2 separate regions of the Homo sapiens genome follow, and region 1 is linked to region 2. The links are chromatin contacts, found by Hi-C or POLR2A ChIA-PET in ENCODE. All regions are on one chromosome and are shown on one strand. The core of a region is the stretch at or near the end of the contact, and the rest is flanking DNA. Distances in the headings are between cores, read along the strand shown.

What was found. Hi-C counts contacts between places; a loop is a spot of excess contacts on that map. ChIA-PET counts read pairs that join two places held with the same protein, here RNA polymerase II (POLR2A). Pooled maps may share reads with other maps.
Region 1: a map of naive thymus-derived CD4-positive, alpha-beta T cell shows a loop between it and region 2 (16-fold over the local background). The contact joins the promoter of SPATA2 here to the promoter of NCOA3 in region 2. A Hi-C loop is called at or near these places in 1 of 168 maps with a recorded cell type or tissue (naive thymus-derived CD4-positive, alpha-beta T cell) and 2 of 50 pooled maps. POLR2A ChIA-PET finds 5 or more read pairs at or near these places in 2 of 52 experiments (CD4-positive, alpha-beta memory T cell and PC-3).

What each region holds. Positions count from the first base shown.
Region 1 is chr20:49,912,502-49,918,725 of GRCh38, reverse strand. SPATA2 (spermatogenesis associated 2) reads left to right here and starts at 3,197. Exons shown (of 3, transcript NM_006038.4): 1 at 3,197-3,346. LOC105372653 (a long non-coding RNA gene) reads right to left here and starts at 2,904. Exons shown (of 3, transcript NR_134564.1): 1 at 2,641-2,904. RefSeq lists enhancers at 3,156-3,215, 4,010-4,179 and a silencer at 3,246-3,495.
Region 2 is chr20:47,496,603-47,503,143 of GRCh38, reverse strand. NCOA3 (nuclear receptor coactivator 3) reads right to left here and starts at 1,257. Exons shown (of 23, transcript NM_181659.3): 1 at 1,125-1,257. RefSeq lists a silencer at 898-1,017 and a cis regulatory region at 2,269-2,341.

The DNA of each region.
Region 1 (6,224 bases), core at 1,948-4,447, 2.4 Mb before region 2:
ATTCTCTTTCGGTTAAGGAGACTGGATGCTCTGTGAGGGCAGGAACTGTGTCTGTCTCACTCACAGTTATGCCCTTTAAACCTAACATCAGGGTGGGCATGGTGACTCATGCCTGTAATCCCAGCACCTTGGGAAGCCAAGGTGGGAGGATCACTTGAGCCCAGGAGTTTGAGAGCAGCCTTGGCAAAATTGCGAGACCCTCCCTCTACAAAACAGTTAACAAAATTAGCCAGATGTGGTGGTGTGCAACTGTGGTCCCCGCCACTCAGGAGGCTAAGGTGGGAGGATCGCTTGAGCCTAGGAGGTTGAGGCTGCAGTGAGCTATGATCATGCCACTACACTCCAGACAGGGTGACAGAGTGAGAGACCCTGTCTCAATTAAAAAAAAAAAATCTGACATCAAACTTGGCACATGGTAGGTATTCAGTGAAAATTCTGGTCAGAAACAAATTATGTTGAACAACCTATTGCATGCTAGGTAGTGCATATATGTCAGGTAGTAGTAATATAATTGTGAACAAAACAGACATAGTTTTGTCCTCATGGAGTTCACTGACTTCTGGGGGAGAAAGATATTAATACAGATCACATAAATGTGTGTTTGTGGAATGAAAGACAGATATCTGTATCTGTGTTCCTGTCCCCAGTTGACTTTTTTTGTTTTGTTTTTTTGAGACAGAGTCTCACTCTGTAGCCCAGGCTGGAGTGCAGTGGTGCCATCTCGGTTCACTGCAACCTCTGCCTCCCAGGTTCATGCCATTCTCCTGCCTCAGCCTCCCGAGTAGCTGGGACTACAGGCACCCGCTACTGCGCCTGCTACCACACCCGGCTAATTTTTGTATTTTTAGTAGAGACAGGGTTTCACTGTGTTAGCCAGGATGGTCTCGGCCTCTTGACCTCGTGATTTGCCCACCTCGGCCTCCCAAAGTGCTGGGATTACAGGCGTGAGCCACCGCGCCTGGCCATGCATCACCCTTTTTAAGTGATCCACAGTATTTGTTAGTATGGATATACCATTACCCCAGTGATGGAGATTTAAATATTTCCTATTATTGCTTTTGCATTAGAAACAATGATGCAAGAGGTCTCTTTGGGCACAGTGTATGTTTCTCTAGCAGATTTTGAGAAATCCAATTGCTGGGTCATGGGGTAGCTTTTCTGTTTTGCTTTTTGTTCTATACTCCTCTGTATTGTTGGAATCATGTATTACTTTGGTGATGGAAAAAAAAACTAAAAAATAGAAAGAGGTAGGTAGATTGTTCGTGTTGTTGGCTCTTCGGAAGTAGAAGTGCCTAATCATTGTCACGTGACCCTTACATAATCTGGTAATCATTATATAATAAAGTCGGGAAAGGACGCTCCTGTCATTTCTACATCACCAAGTAGAGAAATCACAAGCCTTCAACTGTGTTTAAAAGATGAGAAACATGGCCGGACACAGTGGCTCAGGCCTGTAATCCCAGCACTTTGGGAGGCCGAGGTGGGCGGATCACGAGGTCAAGAGATGGAGACCATCCTGACCACCTTGGTGAAACCCCATCTCTACTAAAAATACAAAAAATTAGCCAGGCGTGTTGGCGCGTGCCGGTAGTCCCAGCTACTCCGGAGGCTGAGGCAGGAAAATGGCGTGAACCCAGGAGGCGGAGCTTGCAGTGAGCTGAGATTGTGCCACTGCACTCCAGCCTGGGTGACAGAGCGAGACTCCGTCTCAAAAAAAAAAAAAAAAAAAAAAAAAACTGAGAAATGTGACTGTCTTTGGAGACTTTGGGTCTTTTCTGATAGTAGATGATGACCAGGGTTTCCTACTGGTAAAGCCCTTCTTCAAAATCTTTGTTTCTCTTTTGCCTGTCATAGACCCACAGAGCTGGAGGGGACTTTTTTAAGCAGCCCCACGTGAAAATGCAATATTGTAAGAGCTACCAAACCAGAGTGCTGAGTTGCTGTAAGAGGCAGACTTAAGGTGGGACAGTTTGTCTCAGATGGAATTCCTGTGAACATCATCACATTGCAGATAATTAAGAGAGGAGCTTAAACATGAGCTGATAAAGAACACAGGGACTTTGAGCGGTGCTCAGGCAACGACAGGTAAACACAGTAATGCTACTGTTTGGACAGCAGCAGATTGCTGGTTCTCCAAACGTTTCCCAGTATTGTGTCACTGACTCATCACACAAGCCCCACCGGTTTTAGCTGGGGTCACCAAGACTCAGAGTGAGAATCCTACAATCAATGAACATCTGTTGTGTGCCTCCTCATCAGACATGTGCAGAGCTCGGGGGGAAATAGATGAATAAGAAGCTCAGGGTCTGGTGGGGATGTCAGATTATATATATATATAGTTTATCCGAAAGTGCTGGGATTACAGGCGTGAGCCGCCGTGCCCGGCTTTTTTTTTTTTTTTTTTTTTTTTTTTTTTTTAAGAGACGTGGCCTCGTTATGTTGCCCAGGTTGGTCTCGAACACCTGGGAGCAAGCCATCCTCTCGCCTCAGCCTCCCGACTAGCTGGGACTACAGTCGCGTGCCACCACGCCTGGCTTTATTATTTAATATTACAGGTTAGAAAGCTGAGGCTCAGAGAGGTTAGGTAACTTGTCCAAGGTCACACAGCTAGTAAGTGGCAAAACTAAAAATAGAACCCACGCTCTTAACCGCCGCCCACGGCCCGTAACACCCGCAGCCCTAGCAAGGCTGGATTCCAATCACGCGTGATTTCAGCATCTCACTGGCTCTCTTTGAGCCTCGGTACTTCTGTCCGTAAAATGGGGGCGAGGGATCCGACCGTCAGCCCCTGCTTGCTTGTGCGGAGTCATGAGTACAGCTCGTGGATCATGATAAGTGGCAGGTCCGGGAAGTGGAGGCCGAGTTCACGCAGTCAGCACTCATAGCTCCCAGCTCCCTGCTCCTGAGCGGTTTCCATGACAACCCGGCCAGCCACCATCCCTAGGCCGAGCGGCTTGCGTCACGTCCGGCCTGTTTACTTCCGGGTCCCAGTCTCAGACGCAGCGATGGCTCGTTAGGCTCCAAAGTGCGGTTCCGCCGGTTTCGTCCTCGCTCTTCGGCCTTCCGCTTTGTCCTCCGCCTCTGGGTTGTAGTCTCCGTCGGCCGCGGGCATCGACCGCTTCCCGGAGCCAGCGCGCAGCCGTGGTCCACCCTCTCTTCGGGCCCGCCTCATGGTGACATCATTTCCGGGCCGAGTGTTTCCGGGTCGCTGCTGGCCCCCGGGTACTGGTCTCAGTACCCCTGCAGCCGGCCGGAGAGGCTAGAGCCCGACGGGGCCCGGCTCCGGCGGCAGCCGCGCCTCTCGCTTGCTTCCCTCGGCCGGGCCGTCCTCGGCGGCAGTGTCAGGGTGAGTGACGGGCGGCCGCGGGCGGAAACTGCCTTCGGGGCTTCCCCAGGCGGAGGGGGCGCCAGACAGCGGCAGGGCTCGGCTGGCCCGGGAGCGGGGTACCCTCACGGCAGGCAGGACTACAGGTGGGCCCGCTGTTTCGGCGCTCCCGGGACCCCCAGCCTATCCTCAGGACCCCCATTCTCCCGGGAGCTGCCTCGCAGGCTCCTGGGACCCGCCGAGGGTGGCTCAGGGCCGCCCAAGAGGAACACCCCTCTTCGGCGACTGGCCAAACAGAAGGACACCCCGATTTCGCCACGAGGCAGTTACCGCGCAGGGGTTCCCAGTTCAGGCTCTGGCGGCACACCTGGGTTTGTACTCACTGTGTGACCTTGGATAAGTCACTTCATCTTAAGAGCCTCAGTTGCCTATTTAAGTGATTGAACCTGGTTGCTAGGGCTGGAGTGGAGATGGAATGAGATCATGCAGGGCCTCTGGCATACAGCAGGCGTCCAATAAGTGATAGTTCCTGTTACTTCATTCAATTCACGAAGCCGTAGGGGGGGCCAGAATTTGAGACTGGGCTGTTTTTCACAACTGACGTGGCCCCCCGAGGCTGTAGGAATGACCGAGCTGGGACTTAGCAGCCGCCAGCTTCTGTCCCCTGCAGGGAGGGAAACAGCTTCCTTCAGAGCTTCTCCGAGAGAGGCAGCTGCCACTAGGGAAGCTTCTTTCAGCACCGCTGAGGTTATTTTCAGAGGTTTGGAAGGACTCTGTGTGAATTTCTTTGGAATCTAGTAGGAGTGTGGGGACCTTCTGGTGTTTCACAGCCAGTGGAAGGTGCCTTGGATGTTTCTCGGAGCCTCTTGCTTGGAACGAGTGCATTGGTGTGGGTGGGGAGGTGGAGGGGGTTGAACTGACTTCCCCGTCTCCTGTTTGGAGGCTGATGGAGCTAGACCAGGGATGTGTAAACCTGTGGACAGGGGCAGTGCACAGACCAAAATAGGTCTGCCTGTGCAGAGAGGGGGCGCCTTCAAATGCTGCTTGGGGAACATTTCTGCTTGAATGGGCCAGCTGAGGTAAAGCCAAGCTAATGCTTAGCTACTCGGAATCACTTCACTTCCATGCAGTGGGACTCTAAACAGATACAGCTTTCCTCTTAGATGTTCAAAAAATAACTAAAGAAGCCACTGGCTCCCTGACTGTGCAATATCTCTTTTTCCATTGACTTGCTTTTCAAGAAGGTACCTAGATTGTGGGTGCAGGAGGTGCTGACTGGAGCCGTTGACTCTGGGCACCTGCCTGTCTCTGTGTTCAGGATATTCACAGTGCTGTTTTTTTGTTTTTTGGGTTTTTTTTTTTTTTTTTTTCCACCAGACTGGCACGGCTTGGCGTTCCAATCCTTGGGTTGCTTGGAGAAATTAGCAGCTTCTGTCGCTGGGCTGTCTCGGTCTCCTGTAACCACGATGTTTTTGCAGAGAGCGTATTTTGTTGTTCTTGCAGAGTGCTGGGAATGAATTGCTGGCTCTGTGCTCAGAAAAAACACCAGCTATGACCAGCTACAAGGCATCTTGTATTCTCAGAAAATGTTTTCAGCAGGGATGATGTCAGCTGCTTCATCACTGGCCGATGTCTCTGACCAGCCTCTTTCCTTGGCCCTTGAGCTTACATCATATAGAGATTAGCTCTCCTAGCCCCATTCGGTGTGGGAAGATGGGAATTTTGCTACTACAGGAATTTTTGTAACTCAACTCTGCTCGCGCCGCCATAAGGCATTCTAACTTAGCCAAACACTTTCGAGTAGAGCTGTCCAGCAGATGCAGCAGGATGGCTTTGCAAGAGTCGGAGTTTTGGCGTTAGACCTAGGTTCAGAGCTCAGATCCACTTCTTCCTAGCCTTACGACTTAGGGTAAGTGAGTTGGCCTCTCCGAGCCTCAGTTTCCTCTTTAACCTTGGATCTATCCTGTGGATTTCATTGGTTTTCACAGAGCAGTTAGCAGAGGGATGCCACACAGTAATCCCTTGGTAAATGGTACTGATGTAACAATAAATGAGTGAGGTAAATTGGAGAAAGCCCAGGCATCAAGGGCCTCCCAGCAAGAGTTCAGATTCCAGCTCTGACCCTTTCAAACTCTGTTGGGCAGGTTGTTTTAATGGGAAGAGCCTGTTTTCCTTATAGAGTTGTGAGGATTAAATGGGATGATGTAGGTAAAGTGGGAAGCCCAATGCTTAGCACATAGTAGAACCTCAGTAATTGTTAGTCTCTTTCTTTCCTTTCCTTATTGACTGATTGAGACAAGGTCTTGCTCTGTCACCCAGGCCGGAGTGCAGTGGTGCCATCATAGCTCACTGCAGCCTCAAACTCCTGGGCTCAGTGGATCCCCCCACCTCAGACTCCCAAGTAGCTAAGACTACAGGTGGGTGTCACCACACCCACCTAATTTTTTTTTTTTTTTTTTTTGTAGAGACGGAGTCTAACTATGTTGTCCAGGCTTGTCTTGCCCTTAATTATCTTTTAGCTTTTACTTTCTTCCGCCTTTTCCCTCACCTACCCAGGTTGGTTTGAGATTTGTTTTAGATAGGCTTCCTGTCCTTATTGTGAGTATTTTGAACATCAGCTGGGCTGTTTGGATCCCTTTCCTTTATTTATTGTTTTTCAGCAACAAACAAGGGTGTGGACTGTGGTGCGATTATAGAGCAGCAGACGCTGAGCCGAGCTTGAGACTGGCTGACTTTGTAAAAAATCAGTCTCTTTGAGTTCAAGGCTGACTTCCTTGGAGAAAAATTACAGCAGTATTCGGAAGCTTAATGTCTCTGTGTTTGAATGGTTCTCAGACTACCAAAAAACAGACCCTGGGGCCAGAGGCGTGATGGCAGCTTCTCTTAGATAAGTCAAGAA
Region 2 (6,541 bases), core at 8-2,507:
ATACTACTACCACTCTCACGCATCTCATTCAACTCCATTTAAAACCACTGCAGCAAGACAGCTGGTACTCTCCTTCCTGTTTCTTTACCGTACAGGCTTAATAACAAAAACAGGTTGGTTTTGAAGCCCTGCTCAAATATTGCAAAAAGGAAGTCTTCGCATTCGGGAGGGGGAAAAAAGTTTCGACTTCGAGAGAATCTCATAGCTTCCGTGTCATTCCATTTGGGAATCCCAGATCCTGCCAGTGAGGTAGATGCTCGCTCTCTCGGTTAACTTTTCCACCCTAGATGCCCTCAAACTGCCTAGGAAGCAACTAAGTCTCCCAACGACCCATGGCTAGTTTTGTTAAGGCAGGTACAAGACAAGCAGTTTATTTAAACCATGACGAACTGGGTCGATGTTCATAAAATGAGAGATGGGGAGAGCAAAAAAAAAAAAAAAGTAGTAATAAAGACAGCCAAACTCCTAATTTTATCAACCAACTTCCCACTTGCCATTTCCCAGCCTTCACACCAGAGGTAGTAAAACGCCTTTTTACCGAGAAAACTAAGAAGCTACCCGAGCCCAACATGAAAATTCCGCGGACAATTCGTGTTAAAATATTTTTTAAATGCCCAAGTGAGGAGGAAACACAGCAACCAAATCTCACCCGGCTGGGAGGCTGGGGTGGGGGGGGTCCCCGCGGCTTTTCCCTCCCGTGCGTCCCAGAAGCTGCTAAGGAGCCGGGGCAGCAGGAGGACGACGCGGGGAGCTTTCAAAAGGGCTGGGGGAGGCAAGAGGAAGAAAAAACTTTAGGGACAGAAGGGGAAAGTGGGCCCCTGCAGTCCCCCCGCAAACTCCTCGGGTGACCCCTCCGCGCGGGGACCCCCTCGGATCCCCAAGCGGACTGCCACCCAGCTTCGTCTCAGCTCCTACCGCCGCGGGCCGCCCCCCGGGCTGAGGGGAAGCGGCGCGGCCCCGACACCCCGAAACTACCTCAGCGCGTCCCCCGGCCGGCGCGCCCCTCAGTGCCTTGGCAGATCTGAAGCCGCTGGCTCTCGCAGCCTGGGGAACTCGCCCCTCTTCCCTCCGCCTCGCACTCCACCCCCTCGCCCGCCACCGCCTCCTCCTTTATCTCCACTCACCTCCCGCCGCCATTTTCCTCGCAGCTCAGCTTTAAATCGGAAACTCGCCGCTCAGCCCGCAGCCGCCGCCGGCCGCCACCGACTAAGCCGCAGCCGCTGCCGTCGCTGTGGAGCGGCTGAGACAGCAGCAGCTAAAGTCGCCGCACGGGGGCCACTGGGATATGTAGTCCCGAGGCCACGCCCAGCACTACCGGTCCCAGGGGGCCTTGCGCGGCCGGCCTAGGGTTCCAGCGACCCCCACCCTGGCTTCCGCGGCGGAGGGCGTGGCGACGTGGGCTCGTGCGGCCGCTTTCGCCCAGCATCGACTGGGAGCTCCCTCGGGATCCGGAGAACCGGAATGCAGTCCTAGCCCTGCCCTTAATTTTTTTCATATTTGCCTTCGTCCAGTAATACCTAACATTTGTGGAGCGTTTCTGGTATGCCAAGCACGGATCCTCAAAACAAGCATCCGGTAGGGACCATGATCATCCTCATTTTTCAGATGAGCGAACTGAGGCACAAGGTCGGAAGCCACGAGGCTGTTCCTTAGCTGCTAAAGTCACTGGGTGAAATGTTGTTGGGCAGCAGTATATTCAGGGTATATTTAGTCCCGAAGTATCATCCCACAGCGTATTTATGACTTACAATAAAGAACAGCTTGCTTTACAATGGAAAGATCTGGCAGGCACCCCCTTACCAAGTGATCGAACTTAGCACCACCAATAATGGGTCAGGACTGTTGTTATGTGTCTCCTAATATGATGCAGTGGGGAAAGCATATTGCTACCTCTGTCGTATTCTTGCCACATACACACAAAAAGCTTACTTGAAAAAATAAACGAATTCAGAATGTGGGACATTCTACACAACATCTAGCCTGGAGTCTTTTAAAATATGACAGCATGAAAGAGGTGAAAACCAAAAGCAATAGGTGAGACTTGATTGGATTCAGGATGATTTTTTTATGTAAAAAGAATTTGGGGGGCAATTTCAATGTGGACTGTATGTTAGATAATATTGAGTCAGTATTAGATGTGTTGAGTGTAAATAAAATAGAATAATCTGACCACTTACCACCTCCACGGTCAGCACCATCATTTCCCACCTGGACCACTGCAACAGCCTCCTCAGTGTTCTGCCTGCTTCCACTCTTTCCTCTTAGAGTCTATACTCAACACAGCAGCCAGAGGAATCCTGGTAAGAACCAAGTCAGTCTCTGTCCCTCCTGCAAAATTCTTGCAGTAACCTGCAAAGCCCCATACAGCCCGTCTCTTGCCCTGCCCTTCCCTCTCTAAACTCATCACCTTCTTCTCTTCCACTCACTTCTGTAACTCAGCTACAATGGACTCGGCCTCTCCAACGTGCTTAGCACACTCTGGCCTTAAAGATCGTGCACTTGCTATTTCCTCTGCCTAGAACAGTATTTTCCCAGAAAATTCAAATAACCCATTCCCTAATCTCCCCATGGTCATTGTCCAAATGTCACTTATTCAGTGAGGCTTTCCCTAACTGCTCTATTTTAACTTCCTGCCCACTCTGATCCCAGCTTTCCCTACTCCTATTCCTTTCTTCATTTATTTTCAGAGCATGAATTATCATTAAAATCATGATATATTTCTGTTTACTTATGTTATTTAAAATATCTCATTTTGGCTGGGCGCGGTGACTCACGAATGTAATCCCAGCACTTTGGGAGGCCAAGGCAGGCAGATCACCTGAGGTCGGGAGTTCAAGACCAGCCTGACCAATATGGAGAAACCCCGTCACTACTAAAAATACATAATTAGCTGGGCATGGTAGCACATGCCTGTAATCCGAGCTACTCAGGAGGCTGAGGCAGGAGAATCACTTGAACCTGGGGGCAGAGGTTGCGGTGAGCCGAGATGGCACCATTGCACTCCAACCTGGGCAACAAGAGTGAAACTCCGTCTCAAAAAAAAAAAAAGTAAAAATTAAAAAATTAAATATCTCATTTCTGGGCCGGGCACGGTGGCTCACACCTGTAATCCCAACACTTTGGGAGGCCAAGGTGGGCAGATCACCTGAGGTCAGAAGTTCCAGACCAGCCTGCCCAACATGGCGAAACCCCGTCTCTACTAAAAATACAAAAGATTAGCTGGGCATGGTGGCAGGCGCCTATAATCCTGGCTACTCGGGAGGCTGAGGCAGGAGAATCACTTGAACCCGGGAGGCAGAGGTTGCAGTGAGCCGAGATCGCGCCACTGCACTCCAGCCTGGGCCACAAGAGCGAAACTCTGTCTCAAAAAAATATATATATATATATTTCCACCAGGGCACAGTGGCTCAGGCCTGTAATCCCAACACTTTGGAAGGCCGAGAGATTGCTTGAGCCCAGGAGTTCAAGACCAGCCTTGGCAACAAAGCAGATACCCAGTCTCTACAAAAAATTTTAAAATTAGCTTGGTGTGGTGGCGCCTGCTTGTATTCCCAAGTACTCAGGAGGCTGAGGTGGGAGGATTGCCTGAGTAGGGGAGGTCAAGGCTGCAGTGAGCCATGCTTGCACCACTGCACTCCAGCCTGGGCGACAGAGTGAGACTCCATTTCAAATATATATATATATAAAATAAAAATAATAAAATAAAATACTGCGTTAGATGCTGAGAACCCAGAGATGAAATGCTCACACGTGTATGGCCTTTCACCTCAGCAACTGCACCTGTCTCCTAGCTACTCTCCTTGCTTCTCTCCCTTTCATCCTCTACAGGGCACTCCCAATACAGTAGCCAGAGGGATCCTTGAAAAATCATGTATTAAATCATGTTACTTCCAACCTAGGCCGGGTACGGTGGCTCACGCCTGTAATTCCAGCACTTTGGGAGGGCAAAGCAGGCAGATCACTTGAGGTCAGGGTTTTGAGGCCAGCCTGACCAATATAGTGAAACCCTGTCTCTACTAAAAATACAAAATTAGCTGGGCATGGTGGCACACACCTGTAGTCCTAGCAACTTGGGAGGCTGAAGCAGGAGAATCTCTTGAACCCAGGAGGCAGAGGTTGCAGTAAGCCAAGATCATGCCACTGCACTCCAGCCAGGGCAACAAGAGCGTAACTCCATCTCAAAAACAAAACAAAACAAAACAAAACAAAAAACTTCCAACCTAAACAGCTTCGAATGGCATCCCATTGCATTTGGGATAAAACTCAGACCCTAGTTGGGTGTGGTGGCCCACGCTTCTAGTCCTAGCTACTCAGAAAGCTGAGGTGAGAGGATTGCTTGAGCCCGGAAGTTCGAGGCTGCAGTGAGCCGTAATTGTGCCAGTGCACTCCAACCTGGGTGACAGAGGGAGACCCTGACTCCATTTAAGAAAACAAACTACTCTGACCCTAATTGATTTGGTCTCTGCTCCCCTCCCTGATCTCAGGTGATATATCTCTCCCTATATCTCACCCCATGTCACACTAACATTCCTGAACACACCAAGCATATTCCTGCCTCAGGACCTGTGCACCTGTTGTTCCTTTTGCCTAGAATTTTCTTTCCTCCTGGCTTGCTCTCTATTGCCATTCAAGTCTCTGCTGCAATGTCTCCTTCTCGGATAGAACTTCTAAAGCACTAAACACACACACAGGCACAAACACAGTCATATCACCCTGCTTTGTCTTCACAATGATTCATACCATACACCATCTGAATTTTTTTAGAAATTTTTTTTTTTTAGATGGAGTTTCACTCTTGTTGCCCAGACTGGAGTGCAATGGCGTGATCTCGGCTCACCACAACCTCCGACTCCCGGGTTCAAGTGATTCTCCTGCCTCAGCCTCCTGAGTAGCTGGGATTACAGGCACATGCCACCATGCCCAGCTAATTTTTTGCATTTTTAGTAGGGACGGGGTTTCTCCATGTTGAAATGCAGTGGCACAATCATGGCTCACTGTAACCTCAAACTTCTGGCTCAGCTGAATTTTTTTGAGACAGAGCCTTGCTCTGTTGCCCCGGCTGGGGTGTAGTGGTGTGATCTCAGCTCACTGCAATCTCCGCCTCCTGAGTTCAAGGGCTTCCTCTGCCTCAGCCTCCCGAGTAGCTGGGATTACAGGCACGTGCCACCACACTTGGCTAATTTTTGTATTTTTAGTAGAGATGGGGTGTTACCATGTTGGCCAAGCTGGTCTTGTATTCCTGACCTCAAGTAATCCAACCTCCTTGGCCTCTCAACATGCTGGGATTTACAGGCGTGTGCCACTGCGCCTGGCAAACATTGGCAGAGTTTGATGGAACCTGTAGGTGATCTTGTAGTGAGTGACATGTGGAAACACTGCTCTAGACTCAAAATCTAAGCCAAATGAGTGACACACTCTACAAGATAGTCTGTGTAGGTGCCCACTATCATTCTTTCCTGCTGTTTGCACAGGCCACTCCTACATCGAAAGGTAGGCTTTATTTCCTCTTCCTTGAACTGGAGTTGACTCTGTAACTGTTTGACCAATGGAAATAGTGGAAGTGATGTCATGGGACTTTCAAGTCTAGGCTTTAAGATGATTGGGGTGGCTCATGCCTGTAATCCCAGCACTTTGGGAGGCTGAGGCAGGTGGATCACCTGAGGTCAGGAGTTCGAGACCAGCCTGGCCAACATGGTGAAACCGCGTCTCTACTAAAAGTACAAAAATTAGCCAGGCGCCGTGGCACATGCCTGTAAACCCAGCTACTCTGGAGGCTGAGGAAGGAGAATCGCTTGAACCTGGGAGGCGGAGGTTGCAGTGAGCCAAGATTGTGCCACTGCACTCCAGCCCAGGCGACAGAGTGAGATTCTGTCTCAATAAAATAAAATAAAATAAAATAAAATAAAATAAAGATGATTGGCAGCTTACACTTTCTTCCTCATGGAACCCAGCTGCCAGATTATGGGAAGCCTAAGCCACATGGAGAGGCTACATGAAGTAAAAACTGAAGCACTCCACTTGGCAGCCCCAGCTGAGATTCCAGGCAAGAGCCTGCAGTAACTGTCAGCCATGCAAATGAGCCTTCTCATACATTTCAGTCCTTAGAGGCCCCAGGTGACTATAGTGTTGACCAGAACATTGTGAAAAAAAAGTTATAAAAAAGGAAAATAGGTAGTTTTTAAAAATAAAAATAAATGGCCAGGCGCAGTGGCTCATGCCTGTAATCCCAGCACTTTGGGAGGCCAAGGCAGGTGGATCATTTGAGGTCAGGAGTTCGCGACCAGCCTGACCAACATGGTGAAACCCTGTCTCTACTAAAAATACAAAATTAGCTGGGTATGGTAGCACACACCTGTAATCCCAGCTACTCGGGAGGCTGAGGCAGGAGAATCGCTTGAACCCAGGAGGCAGAGCTTGCAGTGAGCCAAGATCGCGCCATTGCATTCCAGCCTGGGCAACAGAGCGAGACTCAGTCTCAAAAAAAAAAAAAAAAGAAAAAAAACTAAATCATAATTAAATAATTTTTTAAAAAAAAGAACTG